Linked DNA regions of Mus musculus: all the other regions are linked to region 2. Evidence: chromatin loops called from intact Hi-C (ENCODE). Cell type or tissue: left cerebral cortex. All regions are shown on one strand. Region 1 overlaps 2900079G21Rik (RIKEN cDNA 2900079G21 gene). Region 2 overlaps Gm39431 (a long non-coding RNA gene). Region 3 holds the start of Arpp21 (cyclic AMP-regulated phosphoprotein, 21).

Region 1 (8,000 bases), 140 kb before region 2:
TGATATTAGTTCCACTGATCCAAAACCATCCTGACCCAGGTACATCATGTTCATAGTATTTTGTAGATAAAGACCTTCCTGCTTATTGAACACCTCAGTATGTTTGCCAACCTGATAATTTATCAATCTGTCTACAAGCAACACATTAGGCCACCAGTCCTTTTCCTTCAGTGATAACATCATCCCAATAATTAAAGACATATAGATCATGGGTCAGATGGCTTACTTCTTTCTAGTAATGTTCATCACATCTATTAACAAAATAGAACTTGTATTCATTATGGCCTGTAACTGTAATTGGTTAATTAGATTTGGATGACTTCCATTTGCCATGGTTTATCTAATATCGGATTGTTCACTTTGATTTATTTCTTGGTTATTTGGATTCCACCCAGCAGTTATTTCTGAAAGGTCACAAAGATGCATTGATGTCTTGTATTTAACAGTGGTGGGTCACTTGTTTTGACTAATATATTAGTCAAGAAAACAATTATTTGATGTTTCTATCCCAACATGCTAGATAATCAGTTTTACTTTCTTCTCTTGACTCGATGATGCTTTAAGGAGGGAAGGCAGAAAATCTTTCCTGGAAGGGCATACTGCAATCAGATCAGTTGGTAGAGATGTGTTGGATCAGTGTGTTCCAAGGAGCATCTGGGCTCTGTGGGGAGAAAGACTGTCATCAATTAGTGATCTCTGGCAAAGGCCCAGATGGGAAGGAGAAGATGAATACACCTTCTCCAGACTACTAGGGAATATCACCTTTTCCAGGGCAGCTGGCATTTCAACAGAAAACCAAGGTACATTTAGTTGTAAATAATCTATGTTTAAGAATGAAACATAACTTTATGTTACAATGATGTCATATGAAAGTACATATACTGGTAGATAAAAAGAAAACATGGTAAAGATGTTGAGATTAAATGTCAAAATTAACAAGTATGACATAATGACTTTGTAGAATAGTTTATGACCTCATAGGGGGAAAAATCTGTATTCTTCTCAAGCACTTGAGGCATTACAAATACAGATAATATGCTAGGAAATAAGGAATTAGCTCTAATTTAGAAGAGATCAGACTGTCTGCTAACCTTGATGAAATCAAATTAGAAATCAATAATGTATTCATGACTAGTGCCCTCCAAAATATGTAGATATTAAGTTGCATATTTTTAATGATTAACTGGCTAAAAATGAAATCACAGAAAATATCAGACCACTTCAAGTCTGTGAAAATTAGCTATTGCCAGGCTCAGTAATGCCTTGCTAGCATAAAGACCTGACTTCAATCACCAGGACCCACATAAAAAAGCCAGCCATCTTATCTTGGCTCTGAAATCCCAGTGGATCCCTGTGGAAGTGGAGCCCTGAGCCTTACCCTCGCTGTCTAGCCTAACTGATGAGCTCCAGGCCAACGAGATATCTTGTCCCAAAGAAGGTAGATGGCATTCTTGAGGACAACACCTGAGGTTGTCTCCTGGCACCCATGAGTAAGCATACATACATGCATATACATGAACATGCACACACACGTGCACACACTTACATGTATGCATTTAAGAAAGCAAATATATCTGTCCAACAAGGATCTGAGAAAAGCCATCCTGTTTGCACTGAGAGTTTTCTGAAGTAGAGAGATTGTGGTTCCAACGATTACTTCCTATTAGAAGTTGTAACTTACAGAAAGTGTTCTAAGTTTAGTAGAGAAGAAAAGAGATGAATTGTCCTCTGGAAAGGCCTCATTAGGAGAATTAGACCACGATGCAATAGAGCCCTGAACAGTAGGAGAAATCCTTTAGTATGAAGAAGAAACTGATTAGAGCTCCGGGGTACTGGTTAGTTCATAATGTTGTTCCACCTATAGGGTTGCAGATCCCTTTAGCTCCTTGGGTTCTTTCTCTAGCTCCTCCATTGGGAGCCCTGTGATCCATCCATTAGCTGACTGTGAGCATCCACTTCTGTGTTTGCTAGGCCCCGGCATCACTGGAAAGAGAGGCCCATTGGACACGCAAACTTTATATCCCCCAATACAGGGGAACGCCAGGGCCAAAAAGGGGGAGTGGGTGGGTAGGGGAGTGGGGGTGGGTGGGTATGGGGGACTTTTGGTATAGCATTGGAAATGTAAATGAGCTAAATACCTAATAAAAAATGGAAAAAAAAAGAAACTGATTAGAAAAGAGAGCCATCCTGGATAGCATGATGGTGATTCTGAAAAGAGAGACACTGTAGGTCCATAGGAGAACGGTAACTGTTCTGACAGGTTCCCTGAAGTGTGTGTATGTGTGTGTGTGTCTGTGGTGTGTGTGTGTCTGTAGTGTGTGTGTGGTGTGTGTGTCTGTGTGTTTTTGTGGGGTTTGTGTGTGTTTCTATAGTATGTGTGAGTGTGCCTGTGTGTGTGTCTGTGGTGTGTGTGTGTGTGTGTGTGTGTGTGTGTGTGTGTGTGCGCGTGCGAGGTTTGGAATGCTGCATTTCCCTGTAAGTGGTTCTGATAAATGAATTGGCTCACCGAGTTACACATGGGTGGAGTCATTTTCTGTGTCTGCCTTTGCTCCACCTGTCTAGGGGTGAGTAGACGTTTGTTTATACCTCCCCAGGAAAAATCCCACAACAAAAATGTTTACTGAAAGAACCCTTGGCACTCACTCCAATGAAGGGAAATGACTGCAGAGTGACAGGAGGTGAGCTGAAACGTAGATCCAGGAGAGCTTTAGCCTGTGCCATTCCCTACCTGTCATGAGGCCCAGAACTGTGTTGCTCCTTGGAGTTCTTCCTATTGAGTTGAGATGTCTAGGTCTCTCTAATCCCAAAGCCATCTGTCATCAAGTACAGCCAATCTCAGGCATGTCCATGACCTTGTATGAGATGACTCTTGGCCACCAAATCGAGCCAGAAGGCTGGCAAAGGAAGACTTTCTACTAACAGCCTTCCTAGCAACAGGGACAAGTCTCTTTCCTTGTATTCAACTCTGGGCACCATTCCCACACCTGTACTACAAAACCCACATTTCTACAGCATCACAGCAGAGACCTTAACATAAGGGTTTGACCAGAGGCGTCAAAGCCCTTTCAGTCCATCCCAGCTCTCACTTGTAGGGAGGGTGCCCTTGTCCCAGGTGACTCATCTGAGTAACTTGGTGCTGTGAGAACCAAAGAGAATTGAACGTGAGTTCTCCTAAGACTCAGTCTGCACTATGACTTAGGGTATGACAATCACAGGAGCTATCATTTACCAAGCACTTACCATGTACCAGTGACGGCCGCAACTGCTTCACATGTATGTCACTAACCTGAGTCTTTGTCTTCCTGATTGCAGGCAACAACACCCACTGAGCAGCTTTGCAATGTGTGTTCACTAAACTAACATATTTGCTAATTCTTATTGCAGACAGTGGGCTCCACACCCATGGGAATGCCTCCCTCCCTCTTCCTCATCAAGTGTGAATAATTCTAGATCCCCAAATACACGGCATGCTCCATCAGCCTTGATATATGATAACAATAATGTTTATAATGATCGTTATTATAGCTCTCCTTTATTGAGGGCTTACCATTTTCCAGTCAGTGTACAAAGCCTTTGATATATATGGATAGATTCATTGTGTCCCCAGAATACCCCTGTGTGGCAGAAACACGAGACTCTTGATTCTATGCTGTCCCCAAAGGAAAACCCAGAAGAAAGCATTGCTCCTCTCAAGTGGCCAATTATTTATCAGTGCCTTTCTTTGTGTGAGTGCATGTGTGTGTGTATGTGTGGTATGCACATGCACACCCACACACATGCTCATCCACACACACAGGTGTGCAATGCAAACAACTCCCTTCAGCTTAATTATATTTTAACTGATTCCATGTCTTCCTCTTTGCTTCCATTTCTAGCCATATTTAATTCCTTTCTTTTGTTTTGCATTCAGAATTATTTCATGCTCAAAAAAATTACAGTCCTGTAGAGAAAGCCAACACCCGTTCCCTCTGCAGAGCTCAGCACGAGTGGGAATCCTGCCATCGAGCAGTCTGTCCTCGTTCAATTTTAGCATCCTATAATTTCCTGCATAATTGTTTAAATGTCCTCATTCTCATCTCTGTCTCTCCCCAAACTTTGCTATTTTTTTAAAGAAGGCACCCAAGCTGTGTGTCTGCTTCAGCAGGGAACTTCACAGGCTCCATGCCAGAGAGCACCATGCACCTCCAGTCACCACGGTACCTCAGCAAGCCTGCCTAGCGAGCGACCTCCATGGAAGCCCTCCAGCCTGCCCCTGCCTGGCTCACCTTCCCTCTCCACCAGCCTCCTGGAGGCCAGGCGTACGGAAATTCCTTATGTGTTGGTGACATTCGATTCCCAAATATCACATAACCAAAAATATTAAAATAAACTGCTCATAACATTTTCCTGAATGCCATCTGGGCCCCATTGGAAGCTGACACTATCCGTCAGACCCAAGATAACCACATTTCCCCTCCTTTGTATGTGTTAATGTTTGTCATAATGGATTTCACTTTAATGTCCCAATTACATTTATGACATTCTTTCATCCGAGTGGCACTAATGACTTTCATTATTATTTATGCTCCTCCTTAATTATAAGACTCTCACCTCTCTCATTACACACACGCCTTCGTCACCCCCTTACTTGCACACATGCTCTCTGGTATGAAGCTAATGTTCCTTCGATTCCCATTGTCGCAAACACAATGATTAATTACTCCTGTTAAACCATCATACCCCAGGGTGATCAGATTGGTGAAACAAGAAGGGCCAGATTGCTGCTCTAGAGGATTTCTGGGGACACCTGTCAGAAAGGAAAGAAGAAGAGGAGCCCCTAACCTCCAAATAAATAAATGCCTGACAGTTCAGGCTAGTTTTAGCCTTGGGATTAATCACCAGGAGAAAGAATTTTAACTTAAAATAAAATAGGCCATTGGCTCCAAATGTCTTGCATTGTAGATGATGATAGCATGGCCCAGGAAAGTGTGTAGAAGCTACAGACAGAGCATAGAGCTTTGCCAATTAAGATAGTCTGTGGAGAGAACTGACCTGCTATGATATGTGGCAAATTGTACCAATTATAAGTTATTTTATGCTAAGAAAAAGACTTTCCTTTGACCCTTCAGCCTAGGTAGGACCTATAATCATCATCATAAAGATGTGATGGAGACAAAAGGATGAGGCAAAAGTGATGATAGATTTTGTTGTACAAATTCTACCCTACGGAAACATAAGCCATGTCTACTCCTCCCTTACAACCTCAACAACAAAGCAAAGACCAGTTGCATCCACATTCAACTGGAGAGCAGATGAGCTGGGTTAACTTAGTGCAGGGGTGAGGGATCACTTATGGGTGTGTGGTAACCCTATAGCAGCTGCACCACTGGAAAGTCTCATCGCAGCACAGATGACGGTTTTCTCATAGCTGTAGATAAAGGTACCCACTTTGGCTGCCTTACCCTGCCTATACATCTAAGCATTCCCTATGATTAGGAAACCATGGGTAGTTAGGGCAGAATTGCACACAAATGCGTGAGAGCTACAGGAGGGAATGGAGGGAATCTCACCTGAGTATCCAGTGACCCTCCCTACTCACTTCTTCTGAGGGAAGGGAAGGTCTAGTGAGGATGATATTTTGCAAGAAGATGTGGCTAATCTGATGAAGATGACAGCTGCTGTGCTTTAGGGCCACATTCCATAGCATGTTTATTCCACATCTGGACCTTAAAGGGTCTCACAGCCTCCACTCTGCTTCCTCAGTACCCTCCCATTTCCAAACCCAGGCTTTTGATGTGGACAGAGGGCCAGATGTTCCACGTAGCCCTATTGATTTACCAGATGATTGGAGATGTAGGAGCAAGGCCAGCCAAGATTCGCCAAACCATAGCAACCAGCCAGCTGCATCTAGTCCAAATTGCCAATCTGCAGATCCAGGCACTCAGGAAATGGCAGTGATTGTCAATGTTTGGGGGTGGTGTGGTCATTTACAATAGAAGATGATGGATGTGCTCATCCAGGGAATGTATTTTGGCTTGGGGATTGTTATAAAAGCTAAGACAACAGGTCATGAAGAAAATCCACTGGCCCTAGGTATAAAAGAGTTCTCTCAGTTCTTGCTTTATCTGTCAACTCGACACTACTCAAAGCTAATAAGAGAACGGTGGTATCAATTGGAAGATTTTTTTCCTTCAATCAGCTTGGCTTATGGTTATGTCTGTAGGGTTATCTTGATCGCTAATTGATGTGGGAGGACCCAAACCATTATGAATACTACACCACTAGGTAGGTGAGTCTGAGCTATATAAGAATTGTAGCTGTGGGGCTAGACATATGGCTCATTGGTTAAGAGCAGTGGATGCTCTTCTAGAGTACCTGGGTTTGGTTCTAAGAATCCACATGATAACTCACAGCTGTCTTACTCCAGTGCCTTGAGGTTCAGGTCCCTCTTTTGGTCTCTGAGGGCAGGAGAAACACATGTTGCACAAAGACATACATGCAGGCAAAATAAAAATGAGAGGAAAAAATTTGAAGAGGAACCTAGATGAATCTGAACAAATGAGGAAGAAGGAGGAAGATGAGGAAGAGGAAGATGAGGAGGAGTAGAAGGAGGAGGAGATGAAGGAGGAGGAGGAAGAGGAGGAGGAGGAGGAGGAGGAAGAGGAGGAGGAGGAGGAGGAGGAGGAGGAGGAGGAGGAGAAGGAGAAGGAGCAGCCAGTAAGCAGCATTCCTTGATCATTTCTGCCATGAGATTCCCACCAAGGCTTTTCTCAAAGATGGACTGTGACCTAGAAGCATAAGATCAAACAAACACTCCCCTCCTTTTTAAAAATTTTTAAATTTTTAAAATTTTTTTATTTTTATTTTTTAATTTTTATCCTGGTGTTTATCATAGCAACACAGAGGAAAACAGGACAGGAGTGAACTCAGCTCTTTAAGGGGGAGCATGTACCATTGTCTTTATCATTGTTGCAAAGAGAAAACCCATCATTCTGGGTGCCACAAACTAAACTTCAGGGTGTCTTGAGAGCCACATCAAAGTTTCACATCTACCAGCTTTGGCTCCAGAGACAATGCATGCTTACGCACCACACTTGCTATGTTGGCCAATAGTCTGAAAGTCCCTCGTTATCACCCCATTCCTCATTGCTCTAAACAGGGCTAACAAAGAGAGATAGCGGGGAGCAGGTCAGGGAGCAGATAGCTGGGCTTTTTTCATTGTCTCTTTCCATGTTTAGTATTGTTTGCCAACTCCACAGGATCTGGAAATACCTGGGAGACATGTTTCCATGAATACCTGTGAGAAATTATTTGATTATATTCACCCTTGAGCAGGCCCATGGGATAGGAGATTAGCTTCATTAGCTTCATGGAGGTTAGACAATACACTGTGGCCTGTATTGAGATCTTCTGGACTGTATAAAGAGGATTAAGTGAATTGAGCCCAAACTCTATTTCTTTCCTCATTGTGGCAAATTCCCTTTCTTTCCTCACTGTCATATAACTTGACCTTAAGATCCCACTGGCAAAATTTTCTAGCTGTGAAGGACTACCTCCCTCGAGCTGTGAGATAAAATAAACTCTTTGCCCATTAAGTTATGAATCCCAGGGGAATATATCAGTCACAGGAAAATAACCAAGACATCCTCATTAGGTAGCACAGTTGGCCCTGTCATATCCCTTTCACCAGAGCTCCAGGATTTGGAAGATATAGAGAAAACAGCTTAAACAGTAGCTATGCACACAGGGCCAAAATTGCTGTGCAGGGCTACATTTAGTGTATAAAATTCTTTTGATAAGTAGAATGAGTCAGGGTTTGGAAAGATGGCTTCATGGTTATCTTAGTTACTTATGTGATGAAACACCATGACCAAGGTAACTTACAAAAGAAATGATTTGTTTGGAGACTTGATTTCAGTTTCAGAGGGTAACTCCATAGTCATCATGATGGGGAGCATGGCAGCAAGCAGGCAGGTGTGATGCTGGAGGAACACTAACTGAAAGCTTACATCTGACCCACA
Region 2 (8,000 bases):
TTCTGGAAATAACCTCAATAAAACTCATTGGTTGACAAAGTTGAACTCTGGTGATGTCCTTGCATTTTTCTGTTGCCAGTGCCTTATGTCATGAATAAACATTTGCTTATGTCTCCCAGGAAGAGTGTCACAAAACATATGGGTATGAATGTTAACAGGTAGGCATAGCTAGGAACTTGCAGACTCTCTTCTAATTTTCTGTGTTTGTTAATATAGTAGGACAATAACAATCTAGTAGGCAAGAATGGGAAAGAAAATACTTCAGGGTATGGAGACAATTTAGACGAAAAAAATGGATTATAAGTGAAAAATAGCATTATAAACCTATCTGAAATTAGTGGTATGCCTTTGAAGTAAGACTAACCCGCACAAGTGTGGTTTTCCTAAGCTCCATGGGCAAAGATGCATGGAGTTGGTGAAATTTTATATATTACTAGTGGTACTGACTTTCCTGTTTAGTATATTAGGATTTTAAAGAAATAAGAACAAGTTCATTGAAGACATAAAATAGGTAAAATGTGTTATATAAGAATGATTTGGGAGCCTATGTTCTTAGCAGCCTTATTTATAATAGCCAGAAGCTAGGAAGAACCCAGATGTCCCTCAACAGAAGAATGGATACAGAAAATGTGGTACATTTACACAATGGAGTACTACTCAGCTATTAAAAACAATGGATTTATGAAATTCTTGGACAAATGGATGTATCTGGAGGATATCATCCTTAGTGAGGTAACCCAATCACAAAAGAAGTCATTGGATATGCACTCACTGATAAGTGGATATTAGCCCAGAAACAGAATAACCAAGATACAATTTGCAAAACACAAGAAAATCAAGAAGAGGGAAGACCAATGGGTGGGTACTTCATTCCTCCTTAGAATAGGGAACAAAATACCCATGAAAGAAGTTACAGAGACAAAGGTTGGAGCTAAGACGAAAGGATAGACTATCCAGAGACTATCCCATCCAGAGATCCATCCCACAATCAGCCACCAAACCCAGACACTATTGCATATACCAGCAATATTTTGCTGAAGGGACCCTGATATAGCTGTCTCGTATGAGGATATGCCAGTGCCTGGCAAATACAGAAGTGGATGCTCACAGTCATCTATAAGATGGAACACAGGGGCCCCAATGGAGAAGCTAGAGAAAGCACCCAAGGAGCTGACAGGTTCTACAACCCTATATGTGGAACAACAATATGAACTAACCAGTACGCCCCAGAGCTCATATCTCTAGCTGCATATGTAGCAGAAGATGGCCTAGTCATCCATCACTAGGAAGAGAGGCCCCTTGGTATTGCAAACTTTATATACCCCAGTACAGGGGAATGCCAGGGCCAAGAAGCAGAGTGGGTGGGTAGGGGAGCAGGGCGAGGGGAGGGTATAGGGAACTTTCAGGATAGCATTTGAAATGTATATAAAGAAAATATCTAATAAAAGAAAGAAAGAAAGAAAGAAAGAAAGAAAGGAAGGAAGGAAGGAAGGAAGGAAGGAAGGAAGGAAGAAAGAAAGAAAGAAAGAAAGAAAGAAAGAAAGAAAGAAAGAAAGAAAGAAAGAAAGAAAGAAGTGATAAAATAGTAAAAACTAAAAAGAATTATTTGGGAGCATGAGAAGGTAGTGGTTTGGGGAGATGGAAATATGTTAAGATTAGAAATAAGTGACTCATCAGCCATTGGAATTGAAGGCTGTTTGTTGCTGAGTACTTTGTTAAATTACCTAGAAGTACAGCAAAGTGAGCTTATGGTGCGGAATGATTTTAGTTGTTGACAATAATGACAGGTAAGATTGTTACTTTCTTATTTAGGATAGAGGATAAGTTTGTTAAGGAATAAAAGCCAGAGAACTGAGAGATAAGTACCCTATAGGATGATATGAATTTTGACATCACCAAGCATCCTGACTGGTCCGTAGTCCTGAAGGTTGCTGCTATCTTGAACCTTCATCTTGAAGGGAAAGACTCAGGGTTCTGAATTATGGTAGGTGTCTATAATAACCACATGTAGGAGACGGTACATGAAGACATAAACAGAAGGTTGCCTTTTTTACGGGAGAGGGAAGGCACATGGGTCATGAAACAATGAGGGTCAGCAGTACTAATTCTCACTCACCATCTTATTGTTCAATGAGTTCTCAAAGATTACAGTTGTCTGTGATTCTTCCCAAAGGGAAAACACAGTGCATTCTAGAAAGCAAACGTATCAGATATGAACATGAAGATACCAACATCAACCTGGCCCTCTCCTGAATTACCCTCCTTCCCTACAGATTGATGCCAACAAACCAGGAATCTTGCCTCTCCATTTGTCTCACAGACTAAGTTCAATAGTTCTCATGATCTCTCATACAACAGTTCTGTTCACAATCCATGGATGTGTTTTCAGACCTCATGACAATGTTCTTAGCCACACTTTAATGGTCAAACTTCTACAGCCAAAACTCATTCGGTAGAGAGGCTCATTAGAAATATTTATCAAAAGAGTCAATCCATGACTTGTTACAGATATTTAAGCAGGGTCTTTCTGAGAACAACTTACTGGAATTTTTCTGGGATATTTCACAGGCAGTTACAAGATCTCTTATGATATAAGCATCATAGTACAATGTCATTGGGTCACTGACTACCTTCAGGTTCAGCAGGAGAAATGTGCCATGTACTTGAGCATGTTTCTAAATTAATGTCCTACCTATGCATTTGCATTCTGCCTTCATGCCATCAGACTGTCATTTTGCCTCCTTCATCTATTTCATCGAATTGAAGGGTTTTTTTGTTTTGTTTTGTTTTGTTTTTCTGACTAGAGATTCACACCTTGAGCCTTAGAAACTGGTCTAGATCCTGAAAGTCACAATAAGTGACTGCCACTCAAGTAGAAAGGTAAAGGAACTAAAAACACAGAGGAAACAAAGAAAGGTCTACCTTGGGCCTTCTTATTATACATCATCGATTATAAAAGTAATTTGTTCTCCTGAGACATATGCAAAAATTACATACCCATTGTGAAATTGTAAGAGGTAAGAATTGTGTCTTGAGGAGGAAGCAGATCCCCTCAAGGGTGAGATTCATAAAATGACCATTTCATCCAAGTCTGCTGGCCCCTCTGAATCTCTCCCCACCAGGGGCTCCACACTGCCTTGGAGCTCCATTAACAAGAGGGCTATAATGCTCTCCGACCTTGAAGAAGGGGCATAAGAAGCTAATGTAAGACTCTTCTGATGTGAGGGTTTGCACCTAGTCTTATATCTTGGTTCAAATTCCCTCGTGCCCTTTTCTGAAGGGAAAAGGAGAAAGAATGGATCGGGAGGAGAGGGTAATTGGTAGTGGGGCTTGGAGGAGTGAAAGGAGGGGAAACTTCAGGTAGGTTGTATTGTATCAGAGAATCAAATTAGAAAACAAAACAAGCAAACAAATTCTTCTCTTTACAAATTACCCAGTCTGTGTAACAAATGGACCATTGCAAACAGACACAAACTAGTTCCAGATTTTAAAAAGGAGAGAAAACATGTTAAATATAAATCATACATAAATTTAGGAACCAAGTCTTGACTTTACAGTTATTCAAAAATGTGTGCAGTGATCGAAAGCCTCCAGATTGGTTTGTAATTCAATTCTATGTGTCCTCCTACTACATGCATTTTAAGCTAAAGAGCTAGGCTTCTAATTCGAAAGTCATCCTGTGAAGTTGGTTGCCTCTTTTAAGTTAATCACCTCAAAATCTAAAGAGGGAATTGGAAATATGAATGTAAGTATGTATTAAGGGAGACACGGCAAGAACTGAAAACAGGAAGCCCAAGGTAAAAAGGAAAGCCAAGGTGACAGCACTGAGCAGAGGATTTGGAAGGGATTTTGAGACGTTTACCGGTGACCATTTGAGAGAAGCCAGCACAGCACATCCATGAAAGAGAGCAGACAGACCTTCCCTTTGACAGAGTGGAGCTGAGGTGTCCAAGGTTAAGGGAACCTTTCCTAGACTTTTGCTCATCCTTTAAACTGGATAAAGGGAGAGAGGAATTTTATATATTTTTCCAAAACATTGGAAGGTATTGTGTATCTAACTAAAAACAAAGTTGCTGCATGGACTTATAAATGATATTTCAATCCTTCAGTAAGAAATACACTGAACACAGAATCCATAGGACTCTTGATCTTACTTTAATCCTGTTGCTATGAGATGATACCCTGACTAAAACAACTTGAGGGGGGGAGGCATTTATCTCAGCTTACAAGTTTATGCTACAATCAATCCACTGTCATGGGATGTCAAGACATTACCCACAACTCACTAGTCACACTACATCTCCCACCATCAAGAGGAGAAGTAAAGGATGCACGCTGCTGTGCTTGTTTGCTTGCTTACCTGCACTTAGCTTGATTTCTCCACTTTTTTACAGTCCAGGGCCCCAACCCCAGGAAGAATGTCACCTAGGTTCAGGATGGACCTTCTTACATCGATCAAGACAATCCCCCACAGACATGACCACAAACTCACCAGACTTAAGTCATTTCTCACCAAGAAATTCATACATGAGTCCAGGTTGTATAGTTTGAGAATTAACATTAGTCACCACAGATTTAACTTCTGAGTGTCTTAGAAATATTCAAGATATAATTGTGAGCCACCAAAAATCCCAGTCATCTATCTTTCTGATGACATTTTTCAATGGGCCATTCTCTGAGTTAGAAGACATCACTTTTATGGCTCAGAAGTAGCAAAGATTTCCACTAGTCGGTCTTTGAGCTGATGTCATTTCAAAAAGGTTTGAAGAGAAATTCTTTTTGTACACTTAGGAACCCAGTTTCTGAAATTTTCACTCAGGAAAGAATCCAAAAGGAAATATAACATTTGAAGATGAATTCTCTTTCACAATTTAATAATAGACTCAAGGAATTGAAGAACATTTAAATGTCTGGTGGTACTATAGCAGGCTACCATATGGAGTGTATATGTATGGAAGCAGAGGCTGAAGAGAGAGGGTGGCCAGAAGATAAAAAGTGCTGTTTGAGGCTTCTAGGACAGATGGCATTCTGGGGATGCCACTCAAAAAAAAAAAAAAAAAAAAAAAAAAAAGAAAGTAGAGTGATGAAGTCAGAAAAATCTATGTAAAATATGTTAGATGTTGTCAGGGTGAGGTTGTAGGAGGCCTAAATGAACAACATTCTCTGAGGCTGAAGGATGAACATTCAGTTCAGAGACCAGCCAAGGCTGAAGAGCCTTCAGTGCATGGTCAACTTGCCAAGGACATCTTTCTAAGTGGCTTACTTTCATGAATCTTGCATTTCTACATACCAGGATTGAATATGTAACCTAAAATACAAATGCTAAAGCTTTAACTTGGGACTTTCTCTTGGTGGATTTTCCCCTTGATGAATGTGAATTGTCTTCTTCATCACACTTGAAAACTTTTGGTTGAAAGTCTATTTTATTGGATATTAGTATGGAATCTCCTGCTTGTTTCCTGGGACTATTTGCTTGGAAGAACTTTTTCCATCCTTTTACCCTGAGATAGTGCTTGCCTTTGTTGTTGAGGTGTGTTTCTTATATGCAGCAAAATGGAGTGTCTTGTTTGCTTATCCATTCTGCTAGCATATGTCTTTTTGTAGGGGAGTTGAGTCCATTAATGACTGTTCATTGCTGATATGTTTGTTTTTGTAGGTAGCTTTATATGCTTGTGACTCTCTGCTTTTGACTTTGTTGTAAGATGCAATATATTGTCCTTTCTTTGTACAGGCATCTTCCTTCTGTTGGAGTTTTCTTTCCAAGATCCTTTGTAGGTTTGGGTTAGTAGATGGATACCGTTGGAATTTGTTTTTTTCCTGGAATATTTTTGTTTCTCCGTCTATGCTGATTGAGAATTGTGCTGAGTATAGTAGCCTGGGCTGTCATTTGTGTTCTCTTAGAGTTTGCAGGACCTCTGACCAGGCTCTTTTGGCTTTCATAGTCTCTGTTGAGAAGTCTGGTCTAATTCTGATAGATCTACCTTTGTATGTTACTTGGCCTTTTTCCCTTGCAGCTTTTAATATTCTTTCTTTGCTTTGTGCATTTAGTGTTTTAATAATTATGTGACCAGAAGATTTTCTTTTCTGATCCCATTTATTTGATGTTCTATAGGCTTCTTGAACCTTTGTGTCCATCTCTTTCTTTTTTTATTAGATATTTTCTTCATTTATATTTCAAATGCTATCCTAAAAGTCCCCTATACTCTCCCCTGACCCTGCTTCCCAATCCACCCACTCCTGCTTCCTGGCCCTGGCATTCCCCTGTACTGGGGAATATAATCTTCTCAAGTCCAAGGACCTCTCCTCACATTGATGGCCTACTAGGCCATCCTCTGCTACATATGCAATTAGAGACACAAGCTCTGCGGGGTACTGGTTAGTTCATATTGTTATTCTTCCTATAGGGTTGCAGACCTCTTTACCTCCTTTGGTACTTTCTCTAGCTCCTTCATTGGGGGTCCTGGGTTCCATCCAATAGATGACTGTGAACATCCACTTCTGTATTTGCCAGGCACTGGCATAGCCTCACAAGAGACAGCTATATCTAGGTTCTGTCAGCAAAATCTTTCTGGCATATGCAATAGTGTCTGGGTTTGGTGGTTTTTTATGGGGTGGATCCCTGGGTGGGGCAGTCTCTGTATGGTCCTTCCTTCTGTCTTAGCTCCAAACTTTGTCTCTGTAACTCCTTTCATGGGCATTTTACTCCCCATTGTAAGAAGGAGTAAAGTATCCACACTTAGCTCTTCCTTCTTCTTGAGTTCCATGTGTTTTGCAAATTGTATCTTGGGTATTCTAAGTTTCTGGGCTAATATCCACTTATCAGTGTGTGCATATCATGTGTGTTCTTTTGTGATTGGGTTACACACAGGACACAGGAAACCTGCTGGTTGTCACCAGCCCTGGGCCTCCTTGGGCACGAACTTGGTGGAAGCTCCCACTGTCCTCAGAGGACTCTCCATGCTGCAGGTGCCCTAGCACACCCAGGATCTTGGGATGACTGGTGAGTGGAATGCAACATCTCTTCCTTTAGGTTGGGAAAGTTTTCTTCTACGATTTTGTTGAAGACATTTTCAGGTCCTTTGAGCTGGGAATTTTCGTTCTCTATTCTGTTTATCCTTAGATTTAGGTTTTTCATTGTGTCCTGAATTTCCTGGATGATTTGGATTAGGAGTTTTTTATGTTTTGAATTTTCTTTAACAGTTGTGTCAATCTCTTCTACTATTCCTTCTACACCTGAGATTATCTCTTCTATCTCTTGTATTCTGTTGGTAATACTTACCTCTGTAATTCCTGACCTCTTTCCTAGGTTTTCCATTTCTAGGTTTGCCTCCATTTGTGTTTTATTTACTATTTCTTCTTCCACTTTTAGGTCTTAGATAACTTTTTCAAGTCATTCTCCTGTTTACCTGTGTTTTCCCATATTTCTTTCAGTGAGTTATTGATATCCTCCTTAAAGGATTCTATTATCTTCATGAGATAGGATTTTAGGACAGATTCCTGATTTTCAGGTGTTTTGGTAAATCAGGGCTTGCTGTGGTGGAAGAACTGGGTTCTGATGATGCCCATGTATTTTTGTCTTCTGTTGCTCATGGTCTTTCACTTGCCTTTCACCATCTGAATATCCCTGGTGTTTGTTGATCTGGGTGACTGTCTGGAGTCTGCCTCTTTTGTCCCTGAGTTGCTTCAGGTTTCCTGGTAGACTTGTGGCCCTGGATATATCAGACCACCTGGGGGGGCCTTCCAACTGGGGGCTCTTCACAGAGGCAGAGAAGCTGCCTGGTCCCTGCTGCTGGGACAGACTCCTAGTTGGTATGCTCTCATGAAGACTCCGTATTCTGATACATCCTAGAGGATGTTGCCCTGGCTGCCTTCAGACTGTTGGGTCTTCAGTAGAGCAGTCAAGCTGTAGTCCAACTGTGCTGAGTGCAACTGATCCTCAACTGCTCAACTGTTCTGAGTGCAGTGGGTCCTCTAGGATGTATCAGAATATGGAGTCTTCA
Region 3 (8,000 bases), 170 kb before region 2:
AAAGAAGCGCTTCAGACCTGAATGCCCTCAGACTTGAGAAGCTAGAGCAAGGCAGAGCAATGAGGGAAATATTAACAGCCAATGTGGCTGGCTTCCCCCTCCAGAAATACCATGTTGAAAGACAAATGAACAAAAACAACAACAACAACAATAGATTTTGCAGTATCTCCATGCAAACATTGTTCTTAGGTGTTTACTTCATTTTAAAGTTGGTCACTTTCCAGATCGACTTTTTGAGTTCTCAGAGAGGCATTGATACAAAACGATATGACTTAGCTCCCCGCTTCATATAAGCTGCTCATATTCTCTTATGCTTATTAATTTTGAAACTACTTAAGTGTTTGGTCTAATGAGCTTCACCGTGGGGGGTGGGGGAGTGGCCTGATGCTTGCATGCTGTTAATACGAAAATGAGCAAGATACCTTTCTGAGTGAACATTCCCACCTTGTACCTGAAGATTGGTGATCCATGAAGGTGCCAGCAATGCAGACATATGGCTTCATGCATCTTACATGCCATTATGTGAAGATATTTGGCCCCCAAGGATAACATTCTAAAGGTAATCAATGCTACCTCAGAGACATTTTAAAATATGCACTCTTTAGAAAGATAAATGAGGGACATTTCACTCAAAGTTAAAGGGAGAAAATAACACAACTATTTCACCAAGTCCATCTAAAACCTCCAGATTCCCTTAGTTGTCACAGCTCTGGTGCAAAGTTTCAAGTTTATGACAGAAAAATCAACCCAAAATTCCCACAGCAGAAATTCAGATTATCACCATATCTGAAGCTGGTGGTAGTTTTTTTGAATCTCAGAATGTTTCATAAGGTCCAACCCATCTGCCACAGCAGAACAATGATTCAGGAATTTGAAATTAAATCTGCATTCATTACCCAACATTCTCACAGCCTATATTAAAAATAGTAGACACACAGGAAGTCCCCAGTTAGCATCTCCTCTAAGTTTTCAGAAACTCAAATTATTGAGTCTTCTTTCTAAGAACCAGCAAAGACGCTGAAGGAGCATCTAACCAGCTATTCAGAGAGAATTCTCTCATCCAAACCGATTGATTTCCATCGATAAGCTATAAGGACCCGATTCAAAAGACCACCTCTGCAGCCCGCTTTACCTTCCCACTCCCTTCTGCTCTGCAGTCTCCACAGCAGCACAGGGCTCTGTCTGTTCTCGGGCTCCTTTCATTGCAGAGTGAGATGCCCACTCCTTCATTAAACAGCGTTAAAAAACAGACTGCAAGGAACTCCTCAGTGCAGCACGCTCTAACAGGGTGATTGCTACAGTTCTCAAGTAACCACACTCAACTGAGATCTATGACAAGCAGTCACTGAGAGATTGGCAATGTGCAAATCTAATAAAACACACACACACACACACACACACACACACACACACACACACACACACTTGTCTGGGTCTGAACTGAATTACCAGCAAAAAGAAATCACCATATAGTGAATGAAATTAAGTCACCAAGAAACCTAATGGTATTCCCCGGAGGAGCTGTTTAAGTTTCTTTAAATATGCCTCATCCAAAGTACTGTTAAATAAGCACTCACCGAGAGGAATAGTTACTTTGTCATTCGGACGACATAAATCATACCCGGAAAGGAGAAACTAAGACATGTATAATACAATGGTCTAAAGCAATGCCTTTAAATTTACACAGAAACCAAATCATATTAGCACAGACGAGCATAGCAAGAGATGATCTTTTCCCAATCTTTGAGAATGGAAACATGTATCACTTTAAAAAGACATCTAAATGTATTCTCTAGAAATATAAAAATAGCCTGCCAGTCAAAGCGATTAGAAAGCAAAGGAAGATGAGGACAAAGGACACTGAGAATCAGACATAAGCAGGTACATACCTTGAAGGGCTACATAACCCCGAAGACAGGGTCTCTCATGTTAAGATCACTCTGCTATTTGAAGGAAGCATAACTAGCCCTAGTGCCTTCCAAATGACTGTCTTTCATGAAAATGACATTAGCTAAAATGCCACTCAGACATCAAGCCCTATAGTAACATAATCCTGAAAGAGAGGGTCTACTTAGGCTGAAGAGCATATCAAAGGCTCTCTGATTTTCACAGAATTACAAAAAAAAAAAAAAAAAGGAAACAAGAAGTGCCTCCCTGCCTGCCCTGTCTACTTTGCTGCTTACTTAAAGCAGTAAACTGCAGAGTTGGGTTCCAAGGCAGATGAGGAAAGGGTGGGCACAGTTTAGATTTATTCTGCATTGGAGCAAAATTTGAAAAAAAAATACAGATTCATTTCCATTCTAGAGACTGTCATTCTAGCTTGCAGAAGCTGCATCCTTTGAGAAGGCAGAGAGCGAAATGATGGTCTCCATCTGCAACACGTTCTTAGGGGGACCATTTCTAGCAACCTCACCGTACACCTCCCATCCCGCCATGACATTACCTTCCTCATTGCTTTTTTTTTTTCTTAAGACTTAGGCTCCAGTCTTAGTCTGTGTCTGTAAAAGGTGATCAAGCTTTGAATTTAATACATCCGTGACATCCATGCTAAGCCATGTAATTTCTCTTCCGAAGAAACTTTTTAAAACACTTGCCTGATACAGATCCAATCCTACTATCACATTTATCACCCGAGACAGATAACGTTACACCAGAGGCTGTCATGGAAATGACTTCAAGATTTAAAAAAAATAAAGCAAAAAATTATCCTCCTCTCCCTCCCTTCTCCGACCTCTTGGGACCCAGGACCTCTGTGGTAACTGAGGAAAGTGACAAGTTTTCAACTGAAACAAGAGAATGTCCAAACTTGGCACCATAAAACCCATATAAAATTACTGGAAACTTCTGTTACAGAAAGCATCGTCCCTTTCAATTCCCTTCCCAGATTTCAATTTCTGCCTGCTTTGAGGGAAAGAGAGTCCACCCATGCCTTCCGCCGAGACATAGAAACAAGATAAACAACACAGAAACGACAAACAGGTCAAAGGGAAAGCACAGATAGATGGTAGAAAGAAAAAAAAAGGGGGAGGGGGCAGCAGAAGCAGAAAGCCCCAACAGCCAGACACAAAGGGCTTGTGATGCTCATGTCGGAAGACTTGGCTCTTTACCTGAAGGAACAGTGGAGTGACCCAGCGTCCCGGGTGCCTTGACTGACTGGATTTCGTTTGGGGCTTTTGTGAGTAATTATTGTTTCTCAGTGAATGCTTTGGTTGGGTCAGTTTGGTTTGTGGCTTGCCTTTGTTGTTTGGTCGATTTATTTTAACTGCTAGCAAAAGGAGCCCTTGGCTTGGAGGCAGGGGTCCTCGCGCTGCCCAGGCACAGCGCTGGTGGGGAACGCGTGGCTGCGGCTGTTGGACTGTCACCGCTCCGGACGCTTGGAGGTCTTCGCTGCTAGAGAGTCTGTATGTCACCACAGGCTGCTGAGCTCCTGTCTGTCTATTTGCCTGTCTGTCAGTCTGTCTGCTTCAGGAAAGGGGTTGGGGGTGGTGTCCAGGCTTTGCTCTGCTCCTCTCTCTTGGGAGTAGCCACCTTCTCCTGCAGCCAGTCCTTGCGCTGATCTGTCCGCCCCTCTGCGACCTGTGGTCCCACCAGCAATGCGGGAACCAGGTGACTGTCGTTGGAGCCCGCAGCGTCTCTGCTACTTTGCTACTTTGCGCTCCGGCCACTTCCCCAGGTCGGGTGGGAGGAGGTGACTGCAGGGAGCGAGTGCACGGGGCTGGCTGTCCCTGTCCCTCCCTCTCCGTCTCCCTGCCCGCTGAGTGCTCCCTCTTCTCTCTCTCTCTCTCTCCTCTCTCTCCTCTTCTCTCCTCTCCTCTCTCTCTCTCCGCTCTCTTCTCTCCTTTCTCTCTTCTCTCTCTCTCTCTCTCTCTCTCTCTCTCTCTCTCTCTCCCTCGCTCGCAGGATTTCGATCTCTCTGGCTGAGTAGGTCCACCTGAGGGTCACTCTCGCAGTCCCGCCGGAGTCAGCCAGCCTCAGTGGTGCTCCCGACCGCCCCACCCGGCCATGCCCTCCCACAGGGCTGGCTAGGCTCCCAGGCAGCGCCCAGCTCCTCCCCGCCAGCCAAAGACGCGTCCAGCCGGGCGGGCACCAAGAGCACCGAAAGCATTGCACATGCCCGCCCCCCTCCCCCCAATAGTTCCTGCCCCAAGACCCGTGCTGGCGACCCCTCTGCGGAGGGAGATGGCCCTGAGGGGACGCTCAGTGATGCCCGGTCTCTGGGCCACCACGCAAAGCCGAGGCTTGAGCGCAGCCGGCACCTGCTCTGTGCGCCAGGCGCTGCCATACCCACTGCTCTCACCACCCCTGGGCTGGAGACAAAGCGCATGAGCCACGCGCGCGGCAGCGCGAGCATCATTAATCAGAGGAAACTGGCGCGCTGCCCCGGCCCCGCCACCCTGCCTCTCCCTCCCAGCCACCAGGCGCGCCCCGGAGCCCAGCCCTTACCTACCTCGCTGGGGTACCACCTCGAGTCCTAGGGATGTTTGGCCAGAGCTTCTGGGTTTCTGGTACTCCGTGCTTACTCTCCGAGGCCAAGTGCAGAAAACAGCCCGGGGCAGCAACACCTCACCCCACCCAAGAAATGATTCTCAGCTTTGAGCTCTCAGATGCCCAGGCTTTAGAGCTGAGAGAGACTACAAGTCCTGCTGCTCAGCGAGACTGGTCCTCTGGATGCAAGACCGCCCAGATCAGTGCTGCCTGCCCCACTGGGCGCTGATGCGCTGACTGAGAGAAACCTTGCACTGCAGAGCCCAGAGGGGTAGGGCTGGGGCAGGGAGCAGAGTTGACACCTGAAGAAATAAAAGCTCTGATTTACCCATTTGTTTTGGAGATGAGTACTATTTTTATTATGTGCAATTCTTTTTTTTTTCATAATCTAAGGGCACACTACCAAGAGGAGAAAAAAGTACAGTGAAGAGTGAATAAATTTCCGGAATACCGCCCACCCGCTAGCGACTATACATCCTACTTTCCGACAGCGTAGGTCACCAGCCAAGATAGCCCATTCTAGCTTCCTACCCCCAGCTGAGAGCAAGGCATTGGATTCTGGCCTTCTTGGCTGGCTTGTTATTAATGGGTAGCAAAATTATAGTCGTGCACTTCTGTGTGCAACTGCCAAAGCCCATTTTAACAATATCCAATACCGGAGCTTCTGAGATGCAGACAGCGAGTTAAGTGTGAATCTGCTGCAATGCACAATATATTGACAACAAAAGCTTAGCAGTTGGTGATTAGTAACCTCATGAACAAACCACAAATATATAACTACCATAAAATATGCCACGAAAATCTCTTCTTTTATTTATTTATTTATTTATTTATTTATTTATTGACTTCTATTTAGGTACACCTACCTTTAATGGTGGTCGTTAAAAATGAAAAAACAAAAACAAAAACAAAACTAGGCTTATAAGTCACATGGCTTCCGTGGTGTTCTAGAAGAGTGATTTGCATAGAATCTTTATGGTCATGCTGTCGTGTGTGTGTGTGTGTGTGTGTGTGTGTGTGTGTGTGTGTTCGCTCACGCATGTGTACACTGCGGGGAGTAGGAGGTTGGATTGGTCCTTGCTGCACAGATCATTATTTTCTATCTGTTAGTGTCTCCCTCTGGGTTTCCACTTCTGCAGGGCAGGAAAAATCCACAGCAGAAAGTTTCAGGCAAAAGGATCCTCCAGCTTCCAGGACTCATGGGCACTTTGGTTTTAGCTCCGTCTTTCCTGCTAACTCCTCTCAAAACGTATTGGTAAATGTTTTCCAGCCACTTCGAATGCAACAGAAAAAAAAATCAAAATATTTCTAATCATATCCCAATCATATCTAACTCTAAAAACCAAACACTAAGTTTCTTCTTGGGAAAGTGTGTAAAGTTGTGTATGTGGTCAGTGTAGAAACCTTCCCATACACACACACCCACACACAGAATCCAGTTCTGTAAACCAGAACAGAAATTGCAGCTTTTGAAAAGGAGAGGGGAATTCTGAGAGAAATCCTGGTTTTCAAAAACAAAACAAAACAAACAAAAACTCTATCACTTAGACCGAGGAAAAGTTTCTAAATCTTAACAATAATGGACAAACTGGATGGTGATATTTAGAGCAACATCTCTTGTGATTTTTTTAAAGCTCTGTTTGAAAATAAGTACACTTGGATTTAAAACATTAAAACTCAACTGTATTTTTTGTCTTTTCTCCATATATAAATGGAGCCAACAAATCAGTGGCCTAAGATGGCTCAAGTTTATTTGAGGCCAAGTAACTAATCAGTATTCAGCTATCCAATTTAAAAAAATTTGTGTCTTGGTGTGGGACTGAAATATCCTCTTGGGGCTATTAGGCAGGTAGTGAGCAATGTTCTTATTGTAGGCGTTTGGAAGGTGTGCACATTTCCTTAAATGATTTGAAGTGGTTCTTAACGGTTATGGCCCAGACCTTTCATTGTGTAAAATGAGATCTTCCATGTCGGACCTCTGAGTGATAAAGTCACAGTGGCAGTGATATCCTCACTTTAAAGATGCCATGGAGGAGTGGCAAAGCAGGAGGTGCTCTTAGATGTGAGGGCCCTTGAGTGTTTGCTGGTACTGTGTTTGCAATGAAGGAGTATGCCTGTAACCAGGTAACCCTAGCTCAGGGAGTTGAGCTCACCTATACACTGGCAAACATCTGAGGCTGTTGGCAAGCTCCTTTAAACACATATTCCCTGGAGACACTAAATTAGTGCCCTTTAATGAAGCTCTCAAATTGGATTTTCAAAATAAGGCGAATTGCTAGAATAACCCAGCTACCTTTATGAGCACCTTTTCAGCTGAAGCGAGAAGTAGGATTTCCGTGCTGGTGAACTTGCAACATTTCTCAACAATTAGGTTGTGAGGAACTCCACTTAAGGGCAGACACCCCCTCCACAGTAAAGGCCCACATATTCCCTAGAGAGACTTCTCATCCGCCTCGTATCCAGCAAAACTGGCTAGGGTCTATTAAATATCAGTCTTGGATTTGGGTTTCAAGCTTTAGAAATATACGTAAGGGAGAAAGGCGAGGAGAAAGATGGGGTAGGGTGAGGGCGGTTTGATAGCAAGATTAACATTTCAACCAGAAAAGTCGAGAGAGCCCCATTCTTACTTTGTACTCAGCCAAAATAACTCCAAAAACACATTTCAGAACATCAACAAAGAATGTTACATCATGTATGCATCTGAGCGTGAAGAAATGTCACGATCAAAAACAAAGAGGACTTCGGGGACTAGAAACCAAATGTTCCGATGGCATAGATCCCTTGGTCCCAACTCTGTCTCCTCTGCAGCAGGCTGTGTGCAATGTAAGAAAATGATCCCCGTGAGCAGGCAGACCACAAATGACCCCTGGCCTGCACTCTCATGAAGTGATGCTCTGTTGCCAAAGCAGATCAAGACGTTTCTTAAAAATAAACGTGTTTGCAGCTTTCCTGGAGCTTCCTTGGAATCAGAAGAGAGGCACTGGGGAGGCACAGAAGGCATCTGCTACACGGAGGTTTGGAAAACGGGTCAGGGAAAGATCTGAGCAACAGTAGACCAGGAAGGCTGCTGAATAAGTTATCTTGTTTCTTTTCAGCACTTCTTGGGTCAGATACATTGACACTCGAAGCATCTTGCTTCCCCACCTCCTCATGCTGGAAAGCAGAGCATGGTGTTTGCCCATTTGCATCCTGAGAAACCCCAGGCTCTCATGGGGTCATGCATGGGGACAGAGGCAGGAGGACTTTCTGCAGTGCAGGGGTGGGACACCCTTATCATCTACTATTCTAGGACCACTTCAGATAGAAGTATAGTTCCACATGGAACCCTCTAAAGGCATATTGCTTTCTATTTTGCTTGTGGAGTATGCATTGTCACATGTGGTCTGGGCACACATGTACTTGCAGTTCACATTCACATGTGTGTACGTATGTATGAAGGCCAGAGAATGACATTGGGGTCTTCCTCTGCCAATCTCCACTTTTATTTATTAAAGTGGGGTACCTCGCTGGGACCA

Evidence for each region. Peaks named below come from ENCODE experiments on the same cell type or tissue, not always from the same donor. Only the 100,000 strongest peaks of a DNase experiment are listed, where the experiment ranks them.
Region 1: it touches region 2 in a loop (2.3-fold over the local background); 2 of 42 quality-filtered maps call a loop at or near these places.
Region 3: a loop joins it to region 2, with 9 times the contacts of the local background. A loop is called at or near these places in 3 of 42 quality-filtered maps.

What each region holds. Positions count from the first base shown.
Region 1 is chr9:112,258,074-112,266,073 of GRCm38, forward strand. All of the region lies in intron 1 of 2900079G21Rik (RIKEN cDNA 2900079G21 gene), which reads left to right. Among named protein-coding and RNA genes, the nearest start is that of 2900079G21Rik, 5.5 kb to the left of the region's middle. In left cerebral cortex, no CTCF peak of the experiment used is centred here; a DNase peak (open chromatin) is centred at 4,042; H3K27ac peaks cover 626 bases.
Region 2 is chr9:112,401,041-112,409,040 of GRCm38, forward strand. It overlaps Gm39431 (a long non-coding RNA gene), which reads left to right. Exons shown (of 5, transcript XR_871284.1): 4 at 6,869-7,000. Among named protein-coding and RNA genes, the nearest start is that of Gm39431, 97 kb to the left of the region's middle. In left cerebral cortex, a CTCF peak has its summit at 4,661; a DNase peak (open chromatin) is centred at 5,034; H3K27ac peaks cover 2,007 bases.
Region 3 is chr9:112,231,203-112,239,202 of GRCm38, forward strand. It overlaps Arpp21 (cyclic AMP-regulated phosphoprotein, 21), which reads right to left and starts at 2,110. Exons shown (of 21, transcript NM_001362020.1): 1 at 1,890-2,110. It also overlaps a transcript of 2900079G21Rik not described here. In left cerebral cortex, a CTCF peak has its summit at 4,420; DNase peaks (open chromatin) are centred at 1,177, 3,483, 4,054, 4,382 and 2 more places; H3K4me3 peaks cover 5,374 bases; H3K27ac peaks cover 7,034 bases.